Regions from separate parts of the Homo sapiens genome. Here region 2 is linked to region 1. A link is a contact called in ENCODE Hi-C or POLR2A ChIA-PET data. All regions are on one chromosome and are shown on one strand. The core of a region is the stretch at or near the end of the contact, and the rest is flanking DNA. Distances in the headings are between cores, read along the strand shown. Region 1 holds the start of UPF2 (UPF2 regulator of nonsense mediated mRNA decay). Region 2 holds the start of MCM10 (minichromosome maintenance 10 replication initiation factor).

What was found. Hi-C counts contacts between places; a loop is a spot of excess contacts on that map. ChIA-PET counts read pairs that join two places held with the same protein, here RNA polymerase II (POLR2A). Pooled maps may share reads with other maps.
Region 2: a map of CD8-positive, alpha-beta T cell shows a loop between it and region 1 (5-fold over the local background). The contact joins the promoter of MCM10 here to the promoter of UPF2 in region 1. A Hi-C loop is called at or near these places in 1 of 168 maps with a recorded cell type or tissue (CD8-positive, alpha-beta T cell), 1 of 37 single-sample maps with no recorded cell type and 10 of 50 pooled maps. POLR2A ChIA-PET finds 5 or more read pairs at or near these places in 1 of 52 experiments (Caco-2).

The regions. Positions count from the first base shown.
Region 1 is chr10:12,040,236-12,047,216 of GRCh38, forward strand. It overlaps UPF2 (UPF2 regulator of nonsense mediated mRNA decay), which reads right to left and starts at 2,574. Exons shown (of 22, transcript NM_015542.4): 1 at 2,520-2,574. It overlaps LOC105376416 (a long non-coding RNA gene), which reads right to left and starts at 5,842. Exons shown (of 3, transcript XR_930666.2): 1 at 5,666-5,842; 2 at 5,420-5,488; 3 at 3,564-3,726. RefSeq lists enhancers at 1,482-1,571, 2,742-2,991 and silencers at 2,092-2,141, 2,162-2,301.
Region 2 is chr10:13,158,499-13,165,479 of GRCh38, forward strand. MCM10 (minichromosome maintenance 10 replication initiation factor) reads left to right here and starts at 3,060. Exons shown (of 20, transcript NM_018518.5): 1 at 3,060-3,108; 2 at 5,630-5,711. The coding sequence starts at 5,705. It also overlaps the pseudogene RPL36AP36. RefSeq lists silencers at 2,809-3,122, 3,145-3,324.

The DNA of each region.
Region 1 (6,981 bases), core at 1,324-3,823:
ACATGGTGAAACCCCATCTCTACTAAAAACACCAAAATTAGCTGGGCGTGGCAGCACACGCCTGTAGTCCCAGCTACTCAGGAGGCTGAGGCAGGAGAATCACTTGAACCCGGGAGGCGGAGGTTGCAGTGAGCCAAGATGGCACCACTGCACTCCAGCCTGGCGACAAAGCCAGACTCCGTCTCAAGAAAAACAAAAAACAAAAAACAAAACAAAAAAAAGGATTAGACTGTACCCTAGAACATAATAAAACAGATTCTCCGTAAAACCCTTAAGTCCTGATACTGGTATCTCCTTTCAACCACTTCATCCTTACATTACAAGCATACGCCCAAAGTATACTTGCGACTAAATTTCCGTAAACAAAAAAAAAAGACAAAAATCTAGAAGTTCATGAAGAGGCAGCAATGCAACTTGTGAAAACAACATACATGGGCTTGGAAGTCGGACTGATTTTAAATCTGCATCCCAACTCTGCAGCCTGATAGCTACAGAAATCAGGCAACAACTTCTCTGAGTCCACTTATTTATCAATAAGATGGATATACTGCTATCTATCTTGTAGAGTTCTTAAAATTCTAGCATAGTAACTAGCATGAGGGAGGCATTAATAAATGTTCTGTCACAAAGAACACTGAGAAGTTCAGCATACAATGAAAGATTTGTAAAGTCAGATAAAGACTATTAGATTTTATCTACTTCTATCCTCAATTTTTACATTCCAAGGATAGCAGCAGAGTCACCTACCCAAGATTATATATACAGCTAGTTTCCGTGGCTGGACCAACACTCACTACCCAGTGCTTTTTCACTACCTACACTAAAACGAATAAAATATACAAACACCGTGATTCACCTCAATACACGTTTGTTTTATGTCGACTTAAAAAACTGAGCACTAAGTGATATTTAATAAAATGCTAAAATTCTTATTTCAATAACTTCAAGCTTTAACAGCCAAACTTTTCATCTAAAGTGTTTCCAAAAGTTTTTCAAGTCCAAATACAATTTTAAATAGGTCCTTTCTCAAGATAGTGAGGAGAAAAAGTCGTGATCTTTTCACTGGAATCCGATTAGCTGTTACAAATTAGTTTGCTGAATACAATTATATTCAGACTACCCTTAAAAGGAAACCATGCTTTAAAACCACCTTCCTAGCTCCCAAAATAGTGTCCTGTCACTTGAACTGTATATTTTATTTGGTATTCTAAATACATTCTGAACTTCCAAAAGAAAGTAAAACTAATTTACTAGAAGTACCAATGGAGTGTATTGGGGGGAAGAGGGCACAAAAGGGGGTGTTTCCCTTTTAAAGACATTCCCTTGCAAAGTACCATATGGATTATGTATGAAATCCCAATCAGAGTGCTCCGAAAACACTCCAGTATGAGAGAATGCGGTTTTACCTTTCAATTCTCTTATTCAAAATGCTGTCAGGACAGAACAGCACAGGAACACTATCTCCCAGTTTCTGACTTTATTTTTTAAAGAACATCCTTAGTATAAAGGACGTATTAAGAACTGTTAGAAATTGTACCAGCTCACAAATGAGGAGACTGACGATGTTAAGGAACACCTAAGAACTATGGAAATGAGATAAAGCGTCAGCGAGGGTTTCACTTTGATCTGATGCATCGTTTCGTGTCGTGTAAGTCCTCTAAGATGAGCAAGAGAGCTGAAGGTCCGATCACCCCAGCGTGGACCCAGCTGGCTCTGCTCTGCCAACCTGGGGACCAAATATCCTGTGATCACTTCCTTAGTCCAACAGTCCTAGCAAGAAGAGAGTGCTTGGCGCCTTGAAGAGGTGAAGGTAAAGTGAAGAATCAACCAGCCTATGTGATTAAAAGGAAGTCAACCAAACAGCCCATGCCCACCATCCCCAGATACACCCCAAGCCCCTTCCCCTACACATACCTCTCCTACAAACCCCTGCTCTGGTGGTGTAGGAACCTCTAAACCCACCACACTTCCCCGACACAACTCCCCTTCCCACAGGTATCCACGGTCACCTTCGCGGACCATCGCTGCCCCAACCCCAACTTCTCGCCCCACACTCCCTCGCCACAGAAGCCTTCCCGGCCGGTCTCCCCACTCCGCAGCCTCCCACACACGCGCCCTCCCCACTTTCTCGCCCTCGCTTCCCTCCCGGCTCTCGAGGAGCTTCCCCCGACCTCCCCTCGCTCTCCTCCACGCCCCCGAACACTTTCGCCCCTCCACCGCGGGCTCCCCGCCTCCAGTCTCGAGGCCCGGCCCAGGCATGTGGGGCAGGCACCTCCTCCACCGCCCCCCAAGCATGGCCCGGCCCGGGGGCTCCCGCGTTGATGGGAGCCTCGGAGACAGGGGGTCTGAGGAGAACGACGCCGGACCCGCGGTCCCTCCACTGCTCGCCGACCCCGGAGAGCTGGAGTGTGGAGTCGCCTCTGGGGTCCCCCAGGGAGTAGGAGTCTAGGCCGGTGCCCCCCAGCCCCATTTCCTCCCGATCGTTGGAGCGGAGGGGAAGGAGGATCCCCGGGACTCACCTCGAGCCTGTTGTCAACATTAGCCCCGGGTTTCCCAGCACCAACTCCAGCGCTCGGGCTCTCCCCTCCCCTCCCCCCACCTATCTCGCAGCCGAGGGCCCGCCTTCCCTCAGCTCCCCCTCCTCCCTCCGCCCGCCAGCCCTCCCGCCCGCCACTCACCAGCGCGGCCGGGCTGAGAGTGGGGGCGGGGCGGAAGGAGGCGAGAGGGAAAAGGCCATCCGCGCGACTGCCCGATTAAAAACAGTCCTGATCGTCTTCCCTGCGGCATGCCGATGCCCTCAGCTTGACTCTGGGGTGGCGGGTCCGGGGCAAAGGCTCATATGAGTGCCATTCACTTAACAGCTCTTTCAAATTCCCCAGTCGATGAGAAGAGCGAATTTTTCAGACTGGCAATACGTAAGGTAGCCACTACCAGCACCTCAAACCAGGGCCCCAGCGGAGGGGTGGAGTGTTCCGAGGACCCGAGGCAGGAAGTGGATTGGTCGCCAGGAAAGGGAAAGCGCCTGAATTGGAGCTGCGCAGGCGCAGGCGCTTCGCGGGGGATGGGGGTGGGAAGCGCGAATGGGGCGGGGCGGAGCTCACGGGAGGCGAGGAAGTGTGGTGGAATAGTGGGAGGGTTACGGAGCGCCATTAAGGACAAGCCCGGCCACGTGATTCTCCTGGGCGTTTCCTGGTGCGAACCTAAGGAAGAGGTCTAAGAAGAGAAAGTTTGATTGGACTAATTCGAGGGGAGACGTTGAAGATTTAGAAAATTGGAAACTGGAGAAACTAAACCATATGGCTGGTTTGGGAGGTGGGAGTCGCTTAGGAATGGGTCTAGTCTTAAGAATGCCCTAAAAGACATCGAAAGTCCTGCGGGGGGATTTCCAGAAGCACTTCTAGGTGTTCGACGTAAAAACCACCCAGGGCGAAGAAGAATCAAGGCTTTTTCCATACACTTCTTAGAAAGTACCTGGTTCTAGCAAGCAAACTTTTAAAAATTACAGTGGCAAGACTTCCCTGAGTTATCAAATCACCCATTTTAAAAAAAAAATGGCTAGCGTCGACATTTCTTCTGAATGCGAACCCAGGCCGACTTTCAAAAATGGGTATCAGTTTATCCACACTGCTTATTTCCTCCTGAATTGCTGAAATGGTGCATCTGGCCTCGAAACAGTACTGGGTTCTGCCAACATGATCCGAGTAGGTGGCTCTGGCTGGTCCGGAGCTAGAGGAACAAGGGTGCGAAACTGGTCTTGACGTTTGCTTGACTTGAGGGGGCCCCACCTGGTGCCCAAGCCCACGTAATGAACTACTACCAACCACAAATACTTGAGGCAAGTCCAGGTTCCCTATGACTCAACCTTTGCCCATTTGCCTCTATTTACTGTTTGCTTCCCCATTTACTCTTAGCACGCAAATTATCCTCTCATACTGAGTGTTGCTGCTTCCTGTATTTAAAAATATATATTTTTTATACACTACACATAGGTCAGTCATTTAAAGGATAGTGAAAGAGAAAGATGAAGGCCGGGCACGGTGGCTCACGCCTGTAATCCCAGCACTTTGGGAAGCCGAGGCGGGCGGATCACAAGGTCAGGAGTTCGAGACCATCCTGCCTAACACGGTGAAACCCCGTCTCTACTAAAAATACAAAAAAAATTAGCCGGCCGTGGTGGCACGTGCCTGTAGTTCCAGCTACTCCGGAGGCTGAAGCAGGAGAATGGCGTGAACCGGGAAGGCAGAGCTTGCAGTGAGCCGAGTTTGCGCCACTGCACTCCAGCCTGGGCGACAGAGGGAGACTCCGTCTCAAAAAAAAAAAAGAGAAAGATGAATACTGCTATTCTGCAGCATTGATAAACAATTATGAGAACTGCCCCAAATACCATATTGGTGATAGCCACCCACGCTTCTCTTCAAGGTTTCCTTTTCCCATTTCATGGGATTACCTTAAGAAGCTTTACTTCTGGCTGGTGCGGTGCCTCATGCCCGTAATCTCAGTACTTTGGGAGGCCGAGGCTGGTGGATCACCTGAGGTCAGGAGTTCCAGACCAGCCTGGCCCCAATATGGTGAAACCCAGTCTCCACTAAAAATACAAAATTAGCCAAATGTGGTGGCGAGCGCCTGTAATCCCAGCTACTCGGGAGGCTGAGGCAGAAGAATCACTTAGAACCCGGGAAGCAGAGGTTGCAGTGAGCCGAGATAGCGCCACTGCACTCTGGACTGGGCAACAGAGTGAGACTCTGCCTCAAAAAAAAAAAAAAAAAGAAAGAAAAGAAAGAAAGAAAAAAGCTTTACCTCTTTGTTAATAAATATAATAAATCCTTCTCATCCTAAATCAAGTCAACCTTTGTCTTTAATCAGGTGTTAAAAGGAAATCACCTAAAATCAAAAAACAGGAGGGCCTTTTTGTTGAGAATTTGCTATTTCACATTTGTGATTTTAGTTCATCGCAATCACCATTTTATAAAAATAGAGTCAGATGAATTTACTATCACAAAACTAATAAGTATACTATCTAGTATTCTCAAATCTAACTCCAAAAACCCAAGTTCTTTCTGCTATGTCTCTATGCAAACTTTTACATAAACTGAGAATGCTGCCAATCATTTTACTTCCAAAGACAGATGTCAAGCTAGCCACCAAAAGCCTGATGTGGGAATATCATTGTAATCTCTTAACTAGAAAAAACACCCCGCTCTGAAGAGGCCATCATTTTTTTATTCGGATAATAATTCAAACTTCATGATTTTCTGAAAATACATTCTCAAGATGAATTTTTGAGAAAAGTCTCAAAAATGTTCATTGTTATTTTTGCCTGCTCCAATTGACAGAACTGTTCTATATGGGGAAAAAAGAGAATGAAACTATTTAGTTTTTATTTAGACCTACACGATACTACTCCCTACTTAAAACCTACCTAGTGGCAGCTTCACAGACGAAAGCAAAGGCCAGGCAAAGAGATTACAATTACGGAGCAGGACAAATCCTGAGTTTAAGGAAAAGAAAAATGCATCAGATGAAGCCAACCAGCTATAACTACAGCCTCTGCCCACTGACCTCAGAGAACTGGGAGTGTTCTGTTCCATGAGGAAATCCAGCTTTGATCTTTTAGAAGCCGATGTTTAACTAACCTAGTTTAAGCTGCTTTTTAAAAAATACCCACCTCTTGGTATATCTCTGGTAGAAATTTTTTCAGCGTTCCCTCTATCTGCTTAACAGTTTCCAAAAGTAAATGTGTTGAGGTGTGTCCCTTCAATATGAAATATAAGCATCGGCCGGGCGTGATGGCTCACGCCTGTAATCCCAACACTGGGAGGCCAAGGCGGGCGGATCACCTGAGGGCGGGAGTTCGAGACCAGCCTGGCCAACATGGTGAAACCCTGTCCCTACTAAAAATATAAAATTAGCCAGGCTTGGTGGTGTGCGCCTGTAATCCCAGCTACTCGGGAGGCTGAGGCAGGAGAATCGTTGAACCCAGAAGGCGGAGGTTGCAGGCAGCCGAGATCACTCCATTGTACTCCAGCCTGGGCAACAAGAGCGAAACTCTGTCTCAAAAAATAAAAAAAGAAAAGAAATGTAAGTATTGAGGGTGCATTTAAACAAATATAAACATACGAAACGTATTAGTACTTATTACCAAATCATGTTGGAATTTCTTGTGGAACTGTAAGATGAAAATCAGTTCACTAACACTGGCTTCTCTGAATTCCACCAAAACAGAACACAAGCAATGTGAGATTAACCTGTTTTATTTTTCAAGCTTTTAATGTGGCTAGTCAAAAAAGTAAATTAATATTGGCTTGGCCGGGCGCTATGGCTGACACCTGTAATCCCAGCATTTTGGGAGGCCAAGGCGGGTGGATCACCTGAGGTCAGGAGCTCGAGACTAGCCTGGCCAACATGGTGAAACCCTGCCTCTACTAAAATACAAAAATTGGCCGGTCATGGTGGCGGGCGCCTGTAATCTCCACTACTCGGGAGACTGAGGTAGGAGAATTGCTTGAACCCAGCAGGCGGAGGTTGTAGTGAGCCAAAATTGCGCCACTGCACTCCAGCCTGGGCAACAAAGCGAGACTCCCTCTCAAAAAATAAATAAATAAATAAATAAATAAAATGATAAGACTTATAAAGTACTTAGAACAGCACTTGGCAAGCAGTGAAAGTCCAATGAATGAGATTACAATCTAATGCAGGAGGTAGATCGTAAATAAACAGATAAAAACTGTGATGGTTAGAATAAATGCTCAAAGGGAAAAAGGGTAACATCATGCAGAGTAACAGGAGAGAGGGAAGAGGGAGGCTGCTTTATAGTCAGGAAAAGGCTCTTGAATGATTTAAAATTTGAGGTAAAACCTGGAGAATTGGAAGTTCCTGGTTATGCAGCTAGAAATGTCAAATGGGCACTTGGAACACAGGGGAGAGCTCCAGCCTAGAGATGAAATTTTGAAAGTCATCCGAACAGACAGTATTTAAAGCCAT
Region 2 (6,981 bases), core at 1,810-4,309, 1.1 Mb after region 1:
GCACCGCGGCAGGCACCGGCGCCAGCACACCGCCGCCATCCTCCTCCCACCGCCGCCGCCGCCCTCTCCTCTCCTGTCAGTGGCTCAGGCTCCGGGACTGCTCCAGTTTTCCCTCGCCGCCATTTTGATTCCTAGAGGGAGCAGGAAGGGCTCGGCTTGGACTTTTTGTGTTTTTTTTTGTTTTTTGTTTTTTTGAGGCGGAGTTTTGCTCTTGTTGCCTAGGCTGGAGTGCAGTGGCCGATCTCGGCCCACTGCAACCTCCGTCTTCCGGGTTCAAGCGATTCTACTGCCTCAGCCTCCCGCGTAGCTGGGATTACAAGCATGCGCCAATACTTCCGGTTCATTTTTGCATTTTTTTTAGTAGAGATGAGGTTTCACCATGTTGGCCAGACTGGTCTCGAACTCCTGACCTCAGGTGATCTGCCAGCTTCGGCCTCCCAAAGTCCTGGGATTACAGACATGAGCCACCGTGCCCGGCCCACTTTTAATACATTAAAGGGGTCTGTGATAAACATCCTCCTACCGCCCAAAAAAGGTTAAGGACCACTGCAATATGGGCTGTTTGCTTTAGATTTCATTTTAGATAGATGTTGATAACTGTCAGAGCTGTTCTTTTTTGGCCTTCGTTTGTATTCTAAGGAGAGTCCAGGCCTCTCCTTAGAACCCCAGATCTGGAGATCAAGCTGGCTACCGTGCCTTTCTTAATCAGCATCTCTCATACATCTCATTCTGAAATAGAAAACTAAATCTATCTTCTCCCCTAAACCTGTTCCGTTCTTCCTATGTCTCCTACTTCAGTGCACAACCTCAAAAACGACCCTATTGTATAAATCAGAAACCTAACAGTCATCCTAAACCTGTCTCCCCATCCCCTCTCTGCTTCCTTCTCGCTAATATCTCCACATTCAATGGATGTTTTAAAAATATAAACTCAAGATTTTATTGTCTTCATAATAAAAGAAAACATGACACTTAGAACTGGATCACTTGGCCGTTTCTCTTCTTACCTCCTCCCAGTTCAAAATGCTAGCATATTTTAATAGCCAGCACTCTCTTAGAGCTGCAGCTGGGCTCAACGCACTCAAGCCTTGGCACAATTTTCTGTAGTTTTAGCCCTTTCCTGGAAAATCGGCTTAATTTGCCCACGATAGCCACTCTGCTTCCTGTCATAACGCCGCTTTCCCTGGGCATACAGAGAATCCTTCTCCTTCGTGTACAGTGTCACTTTGTGGGGTTGGTGCTTGCCACACTTCTTATAGAAAGTCTGGCGGGTTTTAGGAAACTTCGTAATGTTTGTGTGAGCGCTATCGGCACGGAAAAGCCACATTCAATGGATTTTAAAAAATCTATTTGCCTAATTGTTTCTCAAAATCACCTCCACTTCTTTTCTCAAAGTCACCACTATACTAATTCCAATAAAAAGTGCTTGATTCTTCACTTAAGGAAGGTTTGCGGGCTTAGGTTGGTTCTGTTTCTGACTCCTTGCCCGGAACTGGATGCAAAGAGGACCTGGAAAGTGAAGGTGAAGAAAAGAACTTCAGAGTACTGATCAGAATTAGTCAAGGAATTTCTGCATAATGGCTAAGAATAAATCTATGACGAATCTTTTTTTTTTAATAACTAGATGTAGTGATGCATTTATTTATTTATTTATTTATTTATTTATTTATTTATTTAGACAGAGTCTGGCTCTGTCGCCAGGCTGGAGTGCAGTGGCGAGATCTCGGCTCATCACTGCAATCGCCACCTCCCAGGTTCAAGCGATTCTCCGCCTCAGCCTCCCAAGTAGCTGGGATTACAGACGCGCACCACTACGCCCAGCTAATTTTTGTGTTGTGTGTGTTTTTAGTAGAGATGGGGTTTCACCATGTTGGCCAGGCTGGTCTCGAACTCCTAACCTCGTGATCCACCCACCTCGGCCTCCCAAAGTGCTGGGATTACAGGGGTGAGCCACCGTGCCCGGCCTTAGTGCCGTATGTTTAAAAGTACGCATTTAAACATACTTTTTCAATTTGATTACTAGAGTTCCTCCATTACTATGAATTTTTAACACTAGCAGCTCTCAGAAATGGTTGTATTCCTATTCCTGAGCCAATATAGGTTTAAGTAATAGGGCTGAGCTCATAAATGGAGCAGTAATATTCCATTAGGACACAGAAAAAAGTCAACGTAGATGGCATCAGGACTGTTTATCTTCAGTCTTCCTAAAGTCGATTTTAATTGTTCTGAAAATGAAAGTACGTAGTGGATAGAGATAGGATCTTATACCAAAGGGATTATTAGTGGGGGAACTGCAGTGCCTGAACAGTGTCTGCAAGGAGGAAAAGGGGGGAAAGACTTAAAGTGGCCATTTGGTCCATCAAAGTCTCTTCTGCTATCAATCCCTTGAAATTATGTAAAAGCTAAATGTTATTCTGCATTTAGAAACTATGTTCTTAGTATTATGTACAAACACTATTTTTTAGAATGTAAATACATAAAGAGGCCTGAATTTTACTGAAAAAAAAATCTGTGAAAGATATGGTCTGCTGATAAGTTCTCTTCAGCCCTGACGCCCCTTAGAAGTCCCAAAATCTATGGAACAGGAATTACTCGGGAAATGGTGGTTTCAGTGTAAAAGATGTCATCTACCCTTTCCCTCACTGCACAGATGGTGAAGGGGAAACTCAGAGAGATAAGTCACTTCCCCAAGGTCAGACAGGGTAAAAGTGGACCGGATCTGTTTGGTCCTGAGCCCAAACATTTCGAATGGACATAAGGCTGACAAAGGAACAGTCGGTCCCAGAGCGTCAGGAGTTGAGGTGGGATGGGACCGCAGGGAAAATACTGGGTGGGATGACTTAAACTTCCCGGCACCAGGGGGCGCCAGACACTCTATTTTACCTAAAGGAGACTGGCTTCTACCGACAGGAAGGTCCCTTGCCCCCAACAAAGAGGGCGTCCAATGACGTAAACCAATCCGATTGCTCTGTGCCAGGGCCGGGATTCGCTGGCGTAGCCAGTCAGTGCTGCCCCACAGCCGCGTGCGTCTGACGTCAAGGCAGGGGCGGGATCCGGTTGGAATTTTGGCGGGTTCAGCTGTGAACGAAGAAGGCGTCCCGGCATCGGGTGAGGAGCGCGGGCCCCGGGCGTGCGTGTGACCCTCGGGCGGCGGGGCCGGGGCCGCCTCGCACGTCTCTGCGCGGGTTGCAAGGGGTCCGAGGCTAGAGGCGCGGGGTCCCGGGAGCTCGGGTGGGCGCGATCTGGATTTGGCGGCAGCTTGGGACCGCTCGGAGCTGGCATGGCCGGGCCGGGGGCTGGGAGTTGCTGGCCGTCTACTAAGGAATCGGGTTCTTCCTTTTAAACGCAGCCTTTTAAGTGCTTGCCAAGTGCCTGCCGCCTGGGCTTTCTTTTATTCATTCATTCATTCATTCATTCATTGGTTTCTCGTATTCATGATTTGCCAATGATTATTGAATGCGGACGGTGTGCATGGCTCGGATCACATTTCCGCTGCCTTCACAGCGCTTACAGTTTAAAGGCACGAGCAGGTAGTAAACAAATGCACGACAGTGGACGACTCAGGGTGGTCCAGAAAGTCTCAGAAAGATGAGTAAGTGGAGACCGAAGGGCGAGAAGGACCTGGGGGGAGCTTTCTTCGACAGAGCCTGAGACCTCAAAGCAGCTTAGTGTGTTCCAGAAGGTGGAAGCGGGCTGGCCCGGCTGGAGCATCGTTATGGGTGTCGGGGTGGGTAGAATTGGACGTGGTGGATTGTGGAAAATGTGAGGGAGTAGAAAGCTTGGAAAGAGAGAGAGAATATGAATCATTGCCTCGCAGGCTTTGTAGATTTTTTCTAAGGGCAATGGAAAATCATTAAAGAATTTCAATGAAGGGACCCCCATGATCTGATTTATGTTCCTAAAGGTTACTAAGGAAAGGGAAGATTACCGTGGCTGTCGTATGCAGAACAGATTGCACGGGGACAAAGAGACCAACATAGAAAGCTAACACAGTCATTGGGTTAAAGGTTGACGGTGGCTTGGCCTAGGGTTCTGGCAGTGAAGTTGGAGAGAAGTGGCAGATTTGAGCAGTGTTTTGGAGATGGGACCACAGTACTTGTCAGTGGCCGTGGATTTGAGGGCGAGGGAGGGTGCACAGTTTCATTTTGGGGGAAGGCAAGGCCGGTTACAGACTTGAACGAGACAGTTTGCTCCTAACGCTCAGGAAGCTTACTGTCCAATAGGTTCCCCAGTAGATAGCACAGTGTGTGGCACATGAGGGATCCGTGGAAATGTTGGTTGAATGAATTTTTAAAAAGCGGCCAGGCGCGGTGGCTCACGCCTGTAATCCCAGCGCTTTGGGAGGCCAAGGCGGACGGATCACCAGGTCAGGAGATCGAGACCATCCTGGCTAATACGGTGAAACCCCATCTCTACTAAAAATACAAAAAATTAGCCGGGCGTGGTGGCGGGCGCCTGTAGTCCCAGCTACTCGGGAGGCTGAGGCAGGAGAATGGCGTGAACCCGGGAGGCGGAGCTTGCAGTGAGCCAAGATCGCCCCATTGCACTCCAGCCTGGGTGACAGAGACTCCGTCTCAAAAAAAAAAAAAAGCACCTTTGGGAGTCCAAGGCTGATGGATCACTTGACATCAGGAGTTCAAGACCAGCCTGGGCAACATGGCGAAACCCTGTCTCTACAAAAAACACAAAAATTAGCCGGGTGTGGTAGTGCACGTTTGTAATCCCAGCTACTTGGGAGGCTGGGGCAGGAGAATCACTGGAGCCTGGGAGGCGGAGGTTGTAGTGAGCCAATAGCACCACTGCACTCCAGCCCCAGCGACAGAGCGAGATCCTGTCTAAAAAAAGAAAAGAAAGTACCATAATCACTGTAATTAGTTCCTTGACATTGAACTTGCCAAAGAGCACATGTAAGTTAAATAAGAGCCTAGAAAAATGTATACTTTCTTACTTGCAGTTTAAAAAATAACCTTAAATGAAAAGAGAAGTGCACAAAGTGATACAACTTTGTCTTAATTAGCTACGCTGTTTCTCTGTGCTTTGCTGACTAGTATTGAATCAAAATCCTGATTGTCACTAAGGCTCCACCTAAGTAGAATCATACAGTAAGCTGTCGTGGATAACGCAGATGTCAGGTGTATTACAGTGAATAAAATGAAAGAATAGCCTAATGTAGATCGACCCCAATAATTTGTGTGTGTGTGTGTGTAATTTTTAAAAAAGACAAGGTCTTGCTATGTGACCAGGCTGGTCTCAAACTTCTGGCCTCAAGTGATGCGCCCACCTTAGCTTCCCAAAGTGCTGGTATTACAGGCGTTGAGCCACTGTACCTAGCCAACCCCAATAGTTCTTCCTCATAATTTATCTCATCCACGTAATCTAGTGTGATTTACAAACTGCTCTGCAGCTCAATAACTTTCTGTAACCTTAAACACAAGTAAAAGTGAGCTGCTACATCCAAGGAAGGAGATGGCATTGGCGGTGTGGAGAGAGGAGGTGAGAAATGGTCAGATTCTGGATGAATTCTGAGGTTAGAGCCCATAGGAGTGGTAGGATTCTGGGTTTGTTGGATGTGTGTTGTGAGAGAAAGAGAAGAATTGAAAGTGACATTTCTAATATTGCTTTCACACAGCCAAGATTCTACATTGCTCATCTGGGCATCTGAGCCTCCTTCGAAGTTTCCTGTCACAACTGTCCTCTTGACAGCATGGATGGTAAGACCTGGCAGTTTTCTGTTACTCTGTTTCAAGGAAAACTAACCTTTTGTCCATGGACTTGTTATTTATTCTACCTGTAAAATGGTGAAAATGCTCCCCAGCCCTCAGGTATTGTCTTAGTGGTTCTGAAGCAATCTCACATCTCACAGAGGTCACTGAATGTTACTTGCTTTTATCAGGGGAGATTTCTTCTGGCAACAGAGATTGTCTTTCATAATTACAATAGCTGGTAGGTGTACAGTGGGCCAGGCACTGCTCCAAGATCCTTGTGGAAATTAACTGATTCAGTCCTCAGGCAAACGTATTTTATAGGCAGAAAAACAGGGATGTTTAGTAACTTGTCACAGTTCAAGCTGGCATAGCAGGGCTTTGAACCAGGCAGTCTGACTTCAGAGTTTACATTTGATAATGAAATCTGCTGAAGCGATATTAGTCTAGCTCTGACTTAAGTTTTTATTAATATCATCCTTTCTAATTTTGTTCATTTTGCAAGGATGTGTACAAAATGTTTACCTAGAAAAGAGATGTTGCACTAATTAGCGATCACCTAAAATGATTGTGCTGGGCTGGACGCAGTGGCTCACGCCTGTGATCTCAACACTTTGGGAGGCCGGGGTGGGAGGATTGCTTGAGCCCAAGAGTTCAAGACCAGCCTGGGCAATAGAGTGAGACCTCATTTCTATTTTTAAAAAATTAAAATGATTGTGCTGGTTGTGAAGAGATCTAGTTGCATAATTGAACTCATAATCTGAAACTGGGTTTTTTTAAAAAATTCAAACATATTACACTTTGCCCTTTAAAACAAAACTTGAAATTCCTCACACTGTGATGCACAGTGGACCCCCGTTGTCCCTGAGAGATGTGTTTCCACACTCCCAGCAGATGCCTGAAACCCAGGATGGTACCAAACCCTAGGCATGCTGTGTTTTTTCCTGTACATACATACGTGTGATAAAGTATAATTTATGAATTAGGCACAGTGAGAGATGAACAACAATAATAAAATGGAACAATTATGACAATATACTGTAATAAAAGTTATGTGAATGTGGTCTCTCTCTAAAGTATCTATTGCACTCTCAAAATATCCATTGTACTGTCCTCAACCACAGTGACCATGGAAAATCAAAACCACAGAAAATAAACCCTCAGATAAGGGGTTATTCCTTATGTGAAACTCATTGCCTGATGCTATCATGGTAGTTTCCTGTTTCTTAAAATTGGCAAATTGCCTACAGGGCAGGTTATATAATACAAAGCATCACTT